Linked DNA regions of Homo sapiens: region 2 is linked to region 1. A link is a contact called in ENCODE Hi-C or POLR2A ChIA-PET data. All regions are on one chromosome and are shown on one strand. Each heading gives the region's core, a stretch centred on a gene start or an enhancer-like site at or near the end of the contact. The rest is flanking DNA. Distances are from core to core; before and after follow the strand shown. Region 1 overlaps SRRM3 (serine/arginine repetitive matrix 3). Region 2 has its middle 6.6 kb from the start of ZP3.

Region 1 (6,280 bases), core at 1,342-3,841:
GTTCTCATTTGCCTCCTGTTGAGGGAAAAGAATGGTGGGCTGGGGGCGCTTGAAAGTTCTGGGGCACTGGCTGCCTGGCTGCCTCCTGGAGTGGGGGGAGTATGTGTTAGGGGAGCTGATGGTCTCCTGTTGAGAACACAACTGCCATCTCAGAGGGGCCAACCCAAGGCCGGGCACGATGGCTCACACCTGTAATCCCAGCACTTTGGGAGGCCGAGGCAGGTGGATCACCTGAGGTCAGGGGCTCAAGACCAGCCTGGCCAACTTGGTGAAACCCTGTCTCTACTAAAAATATAAAAATTAGCCAGGCGTGGTGGCGGGCACCTGTAATCCCAGCTACTTGGGAGGCTGAAGCAGGAGAATCGCTTGAACCCGGGAAGCAGAGGTTGCAGTGAGCTGAGGTCGTGCCACTGCACTCCAGCCTGGGCAGCAGAGCGAGACTCTGTCTCAAAAATAATAAAAAAATAAAAATGAAAGAGGGGCCAATCCAGCCTCCAACTCTCCTAGCCTAGGGTGAGGGGTGAGCTTGTGATCAGGAGAGTCAGGGGTGCTCAGAGGGGCACCCCAAAACCAGGAAATATCCATTGTGCCCACTTATGCCTGTGTCTGCCCCAAATGGAGACATTAAGCTCTCCCAGGAGAGGTCTTCATGGCCTGATTGGCTTTGGGCAGCTATGGCTAGTGTTCATTGGCTGCTTCAGGCACCAATCAGGAGCCATCTGTGCCTTTCCACCAATGAGGTTGACCTCCTGGGTCTACCTCCATGTTCAGCTCAGCTCCAGCCCTGCAGGGAAAGGCTTGGACAGCACCTTGCCCTCTGTAGGAAACACCCAGGGCCATGCCAAGGAAACTGTGCTCCTTCCAGTCCCTAGCGGCAAGGTGCCCTGAGAGGTGGCAGCATCTTTTGTCTTCTCATCCAAACAGTCTGCCAGTGGCCGGGCTCGGTGGCTCTCGCCTGTAATCCCAGCACTTTGGGAGGCTGAGGACAGAGGATCACTTGAGGTCAGGAGTTCGAGACCAGCACCAGCCTGGCCAACACGGTGAAACCCCGTCTCTCCTAAAAATACAAAAATTAGCCAGATGTGGTGACAGACGCCTGTAGTTCCAGCTATTTGGGAGGCTGAGGAAGGAGAATTGCTTGAACTTGGGAGGGAGAGGTTGCAGTGAGCCCAGATCACGCCAGTGCACTCCAGCCTGAGAGACAGAGTGAGATGCCTTCTCAAAAAGAAAGAAAAAAGAAACAGCCTGCCAAAAGAGCTTGGTCCAGGCACCACCTGGCTTCTAGGACTCGCTTCCTTCCTTAGCAAACAGAATCAAAGTTTTACTAGGTGCCAAGTTCGGTGATAAAAAGTGATGTTACAGAGGTGAATCAGATACCACATCTGCCCTGGAGGTGCTAAAAGTCAAGTTGGTAGTGGTGATCGGAGGATTTTCGGGGAGGAACAGACCTACAAACAGACAAGGACAGTCAACTGCTACTAGATGGAGGGCCAAGGACAGGAGGAGGGATCAGCTCTGTGTAGGGAGGGAGACAGGGAGGGCGGGCAGGGTGCATGCAGAGAATCCTGGAATCTTTGCCCTGGAAGGGACACCAGGAAGCAAAAGCCAACCCTCTCATTTTGTGGATGGAGAAACTGAGGCCCAGACTGGGGAAGTGACGTGGCCAGGGTCACTCGGTGAGATAGAGGCAGGCTCTCAGACTCCTGAATCCCAACCAGGGCCCTTTTGATGGTGCCAGATGCCCTTCCTGGTTTTCTGTGTCCCAATCCTTGTGTCCTAACTCCACTTTTGGAAAAACATTTGCCACCTCTATCCAGCGGTCACCTAAGAGTTGCCCACTCAGGAGCCGGGCGCTGCCAGCCCTTCCTCCAGAGGCGGCGTGGCCTCTTCTCAGGCCTAGAATGGGGTGGTTGCGTTTCTCTCTCTCTCTCTCTATCTCTCTTGCATTTTTGTGAATCTAATGATGAACTTATACTACCACACTTTTCCCTTCTCTTACACACCTTACCTACTAAAGGAGGAAGTGCCACTTTATTGGTAAGTGGACGTTAACCAAGAGGGACTTAAAAATCAGAACTTAAAAAAAAAAAAAAGAAAAAGAAAAAGAAAAGAGAGAAACAGAAAGACAGTCGGGTGCTACTGACAGCTCCAAAGCTCTCTGCAGGGCCGGAAAACAAAGAAAAATATTAACAGAAAAATGTCAGGTTCCCCAGGATCAGATATTGTTTTTGATTTTTGGTATCTAATGACATTTGTGGATTTTGTTTTTTTATTTCTGTTTTTCCTCCCTTTCTTCGGTTCAGTTTTGAGTTCAGTTGTCCCCCTCGCCCCCTCCCCCATCTGTGTGCCGTGTGACGCCCCCACCCCCTCCATCCCCTCGCCCACCCCCAAGCGCTGGGGGTCCGGCCTGGTGGGCTGGCCCTGGCCCCGCTCCCGGTGCCGCTCTCTCTTCTCTCTGCCGGGAATCGTCCGTCCCATCGGGGGGGCAATGCCAGCCCCGATGCCTGTCCTGGAGCCCCTCCCCCTTTGGCCCCCGCCCCCCACCGCTCCGTCCCTCTTGTGTTTTGCATGCCAAGAACCCTGCATGAGCTGCACTGTTGAGGCCAGAAGGTGGACACCCAGGAGAGGCAGAGGCAGGGCAGGCGCGGGGAACCGTGTGTGCGATGCTCCGGGACTGGCAGCCCCCGGCTCGGGCCCGGTGAAAGCCCTCTCTCCTTCTCTCCCCCCACCCCACCCGCCCGCTCTCTCACCCCAACTTCTCGCTCCTCTTGCTCTGTCCTCTCTCTGCCCCCACTCTTGTCCCCTGCCTGTCTGGATTTTTTCTGTTTCTCGAACTTCTCCCTGGCTTCCATCCTTCTCTCTCTTCGCTCTTTCTCTCTTCCTCTCTCTCTCTTCTCTTCCCCCACCCCCGTCTCTCCTCTGTCTCTTCTTCTCACTGTCTCTGTCCCCTTCTCTCTTGCCCCCTTTTTTCCTTCTCCTCCCTCTCTCCTCCCTTGCTCTCTCCTCTCACCCTCGCTCTTTCGCCCTCTCTCTTTCTCATCTCTCTCCCTCTCACTCTGTCTCTCTCCTGCTCTTTTTCTCTCTTCCTCTTTCTCTTCTCTGCCTCCTCCCTCTCTCCCTCTTTCTTTCTTCTCTCTGTCTTTCCTCTCTCCCTCTCTCCTGTCTCTCTTCATTCTCTCTCTCCGTCTCTTTTTCTCTGTCTCTCGCTCTTTTTCTGTCTCTCTGTCTCTCTCTCTCTCCTCTCTTTCTGTCTCTGTCTCTCCCTCTTTCCTCTTTCTGTCTCTGTCTCTGTCTCTTTCTTTCAATCTCTCTCTCCCGTCTGTCTCCTCTCTTCTCTCTCTGTCTCTGTCTCTCTCGTCTCCCTCTCCCCCCTCCGTGCCCTGTCTGCCTCTCTCCCCGTCAGAAGCCCAGCTCGCCCTCGCCCAGGGTCCGTGACAAGGCGGCGGCCGCCGCACCCACGCCGCCCGCGCGGGGGAAGGAGAGCCCGAGCCCGCGCTCGGCGCCGTCGTCCCAAGGTCGCGGAGGCCGCGCGGCGGGCGGGGCGGGCAGGCGGCGGCGGCGGCGGCGTAGGCGGCGGCGCTCGCGGTCCTCGGCGTCCGCGCCCCGCCGCAGGGGTCGCCGGCGCCCCCGGCCCGCGCCCCCCCGGGGCTCGTCGCGCTCGCTCAGCAGGGCCCGCTCCAGCAGCGACTCCGGCAGCGGCCGCGGCGCCCCCGGCCCCGGGCCCGAGCCCGGCTCTGAGCGAGGCCACGGCGGACACGGGAAACGGTGAGCGTGCTGGACCCGGAGCTGGACTCCCGCCCCCACCCCGCACAGGGCTCCCCTCCACTAGCGGATCCCTGCCCACGGGATCCCTCCCCGCGCTGAGCTACCCTCCAGGGATCCCAACCCCCTCCCACCGAGCTACCCCCATGGATTCCACCCCCCCATGAGCTACCCCCCACGGATCCCAACCCCTCCTCACTGAACTACCCCCCACGGATCTCAACCCCCCACGGAGCTCTCCTCCCTCTCCACGGACCCCAAACCCCTATGGACCCCATGGATCCTCCCATGGATTTCCTCCGCACACTGATCTCAACTCCCCTCTCACAGGGCTCCCTCCCTCGACGACCCCAACTCTCTCTAGGGAGTTACCCTCCCTCCACTGACCTCCAAACTCCAGGGAGTTTCCCTCCCCACACTGATCCCAGCCCCCCGACGGAGTTCTCCCTCCACTGATGCCAACCCCCCAGGGAGCTCCCTCCCCACCCTGAGCTACCCCCGGTTATCCTGACCCCTCCCCACAACTGATCCGTCTCCCCTTACTGATCACTGCCCCCAGGGAACCCCCTCTCCTCCCATGAGGCTCCCCGCTTACTGATCACTCTCCCCCCATCCCGCAGAACAATCTCCTCCACTGATCTCCCCCAACACGCCCCCTCACGGGGCTCCCCCTGAACTGACCCCTGCCCCTCACTAGGCTCCGCGTTCACTGCGCACTCCGCGCGAACTGACCACAAACTACACGGACCCCGCCCCTCCGCCCTAAGCCCCGCCCCAGGGAACCCTCCCCGCCCCCAGCCCCCTTTCCGGGTCGCTGAGCCCTATCCCGCGCCGTCTCCCTCCTCCAGGGCCAAGGAGCGGCCCCCGCGCGCGCGGCCCGCCAGCACCTCTCCGTCCCCGGGCGCGCACGGCCGGCGCGGCGGCCCAGAAGGGAAGAGCTCGTCGCGCAGCCCCGGCCCGCACCCCCGCTCCTGGAGCTCCAGCCGCTCGCCCTCCAAATCTCGCTCGCGCTCTGCGGAGAAGCGGCCCCACAGCCCCAGCCGCTCGCCGTCGCCCAAGAAGCCCCTCAGCCGGTGAGTGCCCGCCCGGACCGGGCCGACGGGGCGGGCGGCGGGGTGGAGCGGCCGGGCCGCGTCGCTCACTTACCTCGCGCCGGCCCCGCAGGGACAAGGACGGCGAGGGCCGCGCAAGGCACTCTGAGGCCGAGGCCACCCGCGCCCGGCGCCGCTCCCGCAGCTACTCGCCCATCCGCAAGCGGCGCCGGGACTCGCCAAGCTTCATGGAGCCGCGGCGCATCACCAGGTATGGAGGGTCTTGGGGGGGCCGGTGGCGCAGGGCTGGGGCCGCTGACCCGGATCAGGGACAGAGACCTCGGCCCGGGGACCTTCTCTGAGGATCCACTGAACCTGGCACGGGGATGGGGGGGGGTGCTAAGGGACAATGAGTGGGTTCTGCCAGGGTAGGGGGCCAGGGGAGGAGGGGGCTAGAACTGGAGGTGCTGGGGTCTATCAGAGAGACAGGTGCAGGAGGCCACGCAGAAGGAAGGGCCACGGTGGGGGCCTGAGGGCCCATGAAGGGGAGGGGGCTCTGTACTTGGGTCTGGGTGGGCCGCAGCCGGCATGGAATTCAGCTCTGCAAGAGTCCCGCCATCCCTCCGGAGCCCCTCCCGCCCTCCCTGCATCCGTCTCCGGACAATGATGTCTCCTTTTCTCCTTCATCTCAAGGTCCAGCCTGCTGAGTGGCCTGTGGTCAGCCTGGGGGCCAGGCGGACCCCTCTGCACAGGCTGCCTGGGAGATGCCCAAGTGAGCTGGTCTGGCCCTGGTCAGCTGTCCGTCTGTCTGCCTCTCTCTTTCTCACTAACCTGGGGGATTTGGAGGAGGGGGCACAGCAGTCTGGTCTCTGGGGCAGCTGTCAGAGGAGCCAGCCACACCTCCTTGCCCTACACAGCTGTGGGGCTGTGCCCAGGGCGTGGCTGGTGAAGCCATTATCAGTTTCTCTGCTAGGACTGGAAGTGTCTGGGCCTGGGTCTCCGGGTGACATTATGGTCTGCCTTTGTGGAAATCACCCTGAAGCCCTAGATTACCCTGGCAGGGGGTTGGGGGGAACACAGGCAAAAAGTTCTGAGCCCAACTCTGCCACTGCCTTGCTGGGCAGCCTTGGGAGATCGGTGTGCCTCTCTGGGCCTCGGTTGCCACATCTGTACAATAACCAGGGTTTCGTGAGCATCTTTTCAGTTCTAACAGGGTATGATTATCAAACTAGTCCCTCCTAGTCCTTGGTGATCCAGGTAACCAAGAAGCATGGGGTGGGCATTACCCCAGAGCTCAAAGCCAGACCGCCTTGAAGGAGAAGCCAGATTGTGCTACTGCTTCTTTTTTTTTTTTTTTTTTTAAGACGGAGCTTTGCTCTTGTCACCCAGGCTGGAGTGCAATGGTGCAATCTCGGCTCACTGCAACCTCCACCTCCCAGGTTTAAGTGATTCTCCTGCCTCAGCCTCCCAAGTAGCTGGCATTACAG
Region 2 (5,899 bases), core at 3,184-5,683, 140 kb after region 1:
GGGGGTGGCGGGAGTGGATTTGATTCTTATTTTAGATTTTATTTTATTTTTTATTTATTTATTTTTTTTGAGACAGAGTCTCGCTTTGTCACCCAGGCTGGAGTGCAGTGGCACAGTCTCGGCTCACTGCAACCTCTGCCTCCCAGGTTCACGCCATTCTCCTGCCTCAGCCTCCCAAGTAGCTGGGACTACAGGCATCCGCCACCACAACCGGCTAATTATTTTTGTATTTTTAGTAGAGATGGGGTTTCACCATGTTAGCCAGGATGGTCTTGATCTCCTGACCTCGTGATCCACCCGCCTCGGCCTCCCAAAGTGCTGCAATTACAGGCATGAGCCACCACACCCGGCCTAGATTTTATTTTGTAGGTGATTTTAAACACTCTATAATAAAAAGCAGGCTAGGGCTAGCCGCAGTGGCTCATGCCTGTAATCCCAGCACTTTGGGAGGCTGAGGCAGGCGGATCACTTGAGGTCAGGATTTCAAGACCAGCCTGGCCAACATGGTGAAACCCCGTCTCTACTAAAAATACAAAAATTAGCCGGGTGTGGTGTTGCACACCTATAATCCCAGCTACTCAGGAGGCTGAGGCATGAGAATCGCTTGAACCTGGGAGGCAGATGTTGCAGTGAGCCGAGATTGCACCATTGCACTCCAGCCTGGGCAACAACAGCAAAACTCCGTCTCAAAAAAAAAGAAAGCAGACTGGGTGCAGTGGCTCAGCCTGTAATCCCAGCACTTTGGGAGGCTGAGGCAGGAGGATAGCTTGAGCCCAGGAGTTGAAGACCAGCCTGGGCAACATGGTGAAACTCTGGCTCTACAAAAAAATACAAAAATTAACCAAGTATGGTGGCGCACACCTATAGTCCTAGCCACTCAGGAGGCTGAGGTGGGGGCATTGCTTGAGCCCTGGAAGTCGAGGCTGCAGTGAGCCATGATTGCCCCACTGCATACCAACCTGGGGGACAGTGAGACCCTGTCTCAACAAAATAAAAAGCCAAAATATTGTACAAAATATTTATTTTCCTTAGCTACAGTCAGGGTCACATGCGAGGTGAAACAGGCTATAAATTTTATATATTAGTCAGGCAGGTGGCTCATGTCTGTAATCCTAGCACTTTGGGAGGCTGAGGCAAGAGGATTGCTTGAGCTCAGGAGTTTGAGACCAGCCTGGGCAAGATAGTAAAACTCTGTCTCTACAAAAAAATAGCTGGGTGTACTGGCATGCACCTGTAGTCCCAACTACTCAAGAGGCTGAGATGGGAGAGTCGCTTAAGCCTGCGAGACACAGGCTTCAGTGAGCCAAGATCATGCCATTGCACTCCAGCCTGGGAAACAGAGCAGGATGCTGTCTCTCTCTCTCTCTCTCTCTCTATATATATATACATATACATACATATATACACACATACATATATATACACACATATATACACACATACATATATATACACATACATATGTATACATACATATATATACACATACATATGTATACATACATATATATATATATATATATATATATATAATTTGGCATTTAATGATGAGGTAGTGAAAAGCATCCCCATATACTCCAGAGACCCTTTCCTTTCATATCCCTTTCAGTTTTTGTTTGTTTGTTTGTTTTTGAGATGGAGTTTCACTCTTTTTGCCCAGGCTGGAGTGTAATGGTGCGATCTCGGCTCACCCCAACCTCCGCCTCCCAGGTTCACGCGATTCTCCTGCCGCAGCCTCCCAAGTAGCTGGGATTACAGGCATGCACCACCATGCCCGGCTAATTTGTTGTATTTTCAGTAAAGACAGGGTTTCTCCGTGTTGGTCAGGCTGGTCTTGAACTCCCAACCTCAGGCTATCGGCCCACCTCAGCCTCCCAAAGTACTGGGATTACAGGCGTGAGCCACCGTGCCCGGCCTCATATCCCTAACTTTCATTGCATCCCTTACTGTGCAAAAAATGGGCTAAATCTCAGCCCACTGAGGTCCTTCCAGCTAAAGTCTGGAAACAGAATTAATGAATTCTGGCTGTAGAATTAATGATCATCACTATGTATGTATATGTGTCTGGCACATTCTCAAATTTGTGATTCCTCTTATTTTCCATCACACGCCAGGTATTTTGTCTTCCCAGGTTGACACGTAGAAAGAAAAGTACTATTTATTCTTTTATTCTTTTTTTTTTTTTCGAGACAAGATCTCACTCTTGTCTCCCTGGCTAGAGTGCAGTGGTGTGATCATAGTTCATTGCAGCCTTGAACTCCTGGACTCAAGTGATCCTCCCACCTCAGCCTCCCTAGTAGCTGGGACTACAGGCACACACCACCACACCTGGCTAATTTTACTTTATTTCTTGCAGAGATGGGGTCTTGCTATGTTGCCCAGGCTGGGCTGGAACTCCTGGACTCAATTGATCCTCCCAGCTCCACCTCCCAAAGCACTGGGATTACAGGCATGAGCCACCATGTCTGGCCTTTAATAGTGCTTTCTTTCTTTCTTTCTTTTTTTTTTTTTTTGAGACACAATCTCACTCTGTTGCCCAGGCTGGAGTACAATGACACAATCTCGGCTCACTGCAATCTCCGCCTCCCGGGTTCAAGCGGGTCTCCTGCCTCAGCCTCCCAAGTATTTGGGACTACAGGCACGTAGTCACCACACCTGGCTAATTTTTTGTGTTTTTAGCGGAGACAGGATTTCGCCATGTTGCCCAGGCTGCTGACCTCAGGTGATCCACCCGCCTTGGCCTCCCAAAGTGCTTGGATTATAGATGTGAGCCACTTTGCCTGGCGAATAGTGCTATTTTTTTAAAACACCTACTGAATATCTGAGTGAGTCCATAAAGTCCTTAAGATGGCCAAAATATCGCTTTGGGTGGCTGAGGCAGGCAGATCACTTGAGGTCAGGAGATCGAGACCAGCCTGGCCAACGTGGTGAAACACCTTCTCTACTAAAAATGCAAAAATTAGCCAGGCATGGTGGCACGCACCTGTAATCCCAGCTACTCAGGAGGCTGAGGCAGAAGAATCGCTTGAACCTGAAAGGCGGAGGTTGCAGTGAGCCAGGATAGCACCACTGTACTCCAGCCTGGGCCACGGAGCGAGATTTCATCTCAAAAAAAAAAAAAAAAAAAAAAAAGGCTGGGCACAGTGGCTCACACCTATAATCCCAGCACTTTGGGAGGCCAAGGCGGGCAGATCACGAGGTCAGGCGGTCGAGACCATCCCAGCTAACACGGTAAAACTCCATCTCTACTAAAAATACAAAAAATTAGCCGGGCGTGGTGGCAGGCGCCTATAGTCCCAGCTACTTGGGAAGCTGAGGCAGGAGAATGGCGTGAACCCGGGAGGCGGAGCTTGCAATGAGCGGAGATCGCGCCACTGCACTCCAGCCTGGGCCACAGAGGGAGACTCTGTCTCAGAAAACAAAAGGCCAAAATAATAACACATCTTTGCATTGGAGTTATTTTTTGGATATAGCTCCCCCAATGTACACATTGGGTGTTGTTAACTCAAACAGAAAGTATCAGAGAGACTCTTGAATCTTGGTTTGGTTCCTCATTGGCTGTGCAAACTTGAGCAAGTTCCTTAACTTCTCTGAGTGCTTATTCCCTCAGCTGTAAAATGGAGCAAATAGTGCCTTCCTAGATGAGTGTCAGGATTAAGGGACTCAGTCTAGTCCCTGCCGTATTGAGAATAAGCAATAAATGGTCATTATTGTTATAATAATTTTGGTCATTATTTATGAAAGTGGTCTAAAAAGTCACTTTTTCTTTATGATTTGTGCATTATTTTTGGAGGGTAGGGTCTTATTTAGCAAATATTTTCCAGCTCACTCTGCCCTGAAGATCATATTTTCTTCTCAAAGTTTTAGTTTTGTTCTTTCCCATTCAGATCTTTAATCTATCTAGAATTCATTTTTATGTGGGAAGTGAAATCCAGTTTTTCCCCAGATGGATAATAATTGACACAGCTCCTTTTCTTGAAGAGTCCATCTGTTTCCTCCGTCCGGTATCATGTTTCCACATATGCACGTGGCTGTTTCTAGGCTCTCTCATCTATTCCACTGTTTCTTTTCTGTCCTAACAGCAATGTGTCTTAATTACCATAGCTCTATAATATGTTTTTATATCTGTTAGGGTGTGTGTCTCATGATGTTCTTTTTCTTTCTCCCTTCCTTCCTTCTTTCTTTCTTTTTCTTTCTTTCTTTTCTCTCTCTCTCTCTTTCTTTCTTTCTTTCTTTCGTTCTCTTTCTCTCTCTCTCCCTTCCTTCCTCCCTCCCTCTCCCTCTATCTCTTTCTTTCTTTCTCTTTTTCTTTCTTTTTTCCCCCTCCCCTCCTCCTCCTCCTCCTCCTCCCCCTCCTCCCTTTCTTCTTTTTTTGAGACAGACTCTCACTCTGTCGCCAGGCTGGAGTGCAGTGGCGCAATCTTGGCTCACTCACTGCAACTTCCGCCTCCCAGGTTCAAGCGATTCTCCTGCCTCAGCCTCCCCAGTAGCTGGGATTACAGGCGCGCGACACCACGCCCAGCTAATTTTGGTATTTTTAGTAGAGATGGGGTTTCTCCATGTTGGCCAGGCTGGTCTCAAACTCCTGACTTCAAGTGATCCTCCTGCCTCGGCCTCCCAAAGTGCTGGGATTACAGGCATTAGCCACCACACCCAGCCTCTTCTTTCTCTTCCTCCTCCCCCTCCTCCCCTTCCTCTTCCCCTTCCTATTCCTCTTCCTCTTCTTCCCTCCTCCTCCACCTCCTCCTTCTTCTTCATAGAGATAAAGTCTCACTATGTTGCCCAGCTGTTCCCAAACTCCTGGCCTCAAGAAATCCTCCTGCTTCGGCCTCCCAAAATCGTGTGCTGGGATTATAGGTGTGAGCCACCACACTCACACCAGATGTTCTTTTTCTGCAAAAACCTTGGCTTTTTGATCCTTAGCTCTTCCATATAAATTTTAGAATCAGTTTACTAAGCTCTGCCCACATACAGCTAAAACATGTTGGGATCTTGATAGAAATTACAGATTAATTTTGGGAGAATTGAAATAGTGATGATATTGCATTTCCCATCCATGAACATGGAATACCTCTGTAAATTTAGACATTCTTTACTCTGACTGCCAATACAGTTTTGTTAATTTTTCCTCAAAGATCTTACATATCTTTTTTTGTCTGTTTTATACCTAGGAACTTCATATTTTGTTTTAGCAATTGCTTTTGGAACTTGGTTAACAGCATCGTCTTCTGTCTCACTTGAATCTGACACAGAGAGTTTTTTATGTTTTTGGTTATTTTTTGTTTTACTTTTTATTTTGAAATTAAACTGATGAAAGTTGCACAGATAACACTAAGAAACCTGTTTACCTTTTACCCAGGTTCAGCCAATATAAAGATTGATACATATCCTCCCTCTCTCCCTGTATCTCTTTATATTTATGTCTATATATAACATATATATACACATACATATATATTTCCACGTGTGTGTGTGTGTGTGTGTGTGTCTCCACTTTTTTTTTTTTTTAGTGAGACTAAGTCTCAGTCTGTCACCCAAGCTGGAGAGCAGTGGCACAATCTCAGCTCACTGCAACCTCCACCTCCCAGGTTCAAGTGATTCTCTTGCCTCAGCCTCCTGAGTAGCTGGGATTATAGGCGTGTGCCACCACGTCAGCTAATTTTTTGTATTTTTAGTAGAGATGGGGTTTCACCATATTGGCCAGGCTGGTCTTAAACTCCTGACCTCGTGATCTGCTCGTCTCAGCCTCCCAAAGTGCTGGGATGACAGGCGTGAGCCACTGCGCCCCGCCATTTCCACATTTTTTTGAGATGAGGTCTCACTCTATTGCCCAGGCTGGAATGCAGTAGCATGATCATGACTCACTGAAGCTTAGAACTCCCAGGCTCAAGCAACCCAA

Evidence for each region. A loop is a pair of places that touch in the nucleus more often than their neighbours do. ChIA-PET counts read pairs that join two places held with the same protein, here RNA polymerase II (POLR2A). Pooled maps may share reads with other maps.
Region 2: POLR2A ChIA-PET joins it to region 1 with 32 read pairs in PC-9. The contact joins two enhancer-like sites. A Hi-C loop is called at or near these places in 2 of 50 pooled maps. POLR2A ChIA-PET finds 5 or more read pairs at or near these places in 4 of 52 experiments (GM12878, PC-9, T-cell and 1 more).

What each region holds. Positions count from the first base shown.
Region 1 is chr7:76,278,038-76,284,317 of GRCh38, forward strand. SRRM3 (serine/arginine repetitive matrix 3) reads left to right here. Exons shown (of 15, transcript NM_001110199.3): 12 at 3,404-3,765; 13 at 4,611-4,835; 14 at 4,927-5,064. Among named protein-coding and RNA genes, the nearest start is that of HSPB1, 21 kb to the right of the region's middle. RefSeq lists a silencer at 759-808. Within about 2 kb of position 2,592, at least 2 of the 41 ENCODE cell types and tissues checked have a DNase peak (open chromatin) inside an H3K27ac peak, as active enhancers do.
Region 2 is chr7:76,415,443-76,421,341 of GRCh38, forward strand. It overlaps a transcript of ZP3 not described here. Among named protein-coding and RNA genes, the nearest start is that of ZP3, 6.6 kb to the right of the region's middle. RefSeq lists an enhancer at 5,690-5,899 and a silencer at 5,690-5,899. Within about 2 kb of position 4,434, at least 2 of the 41 ENCODE cell types and tissues checked have a DNase peak (open chromatin) inside an H3K27ac peak, as active enhancers do.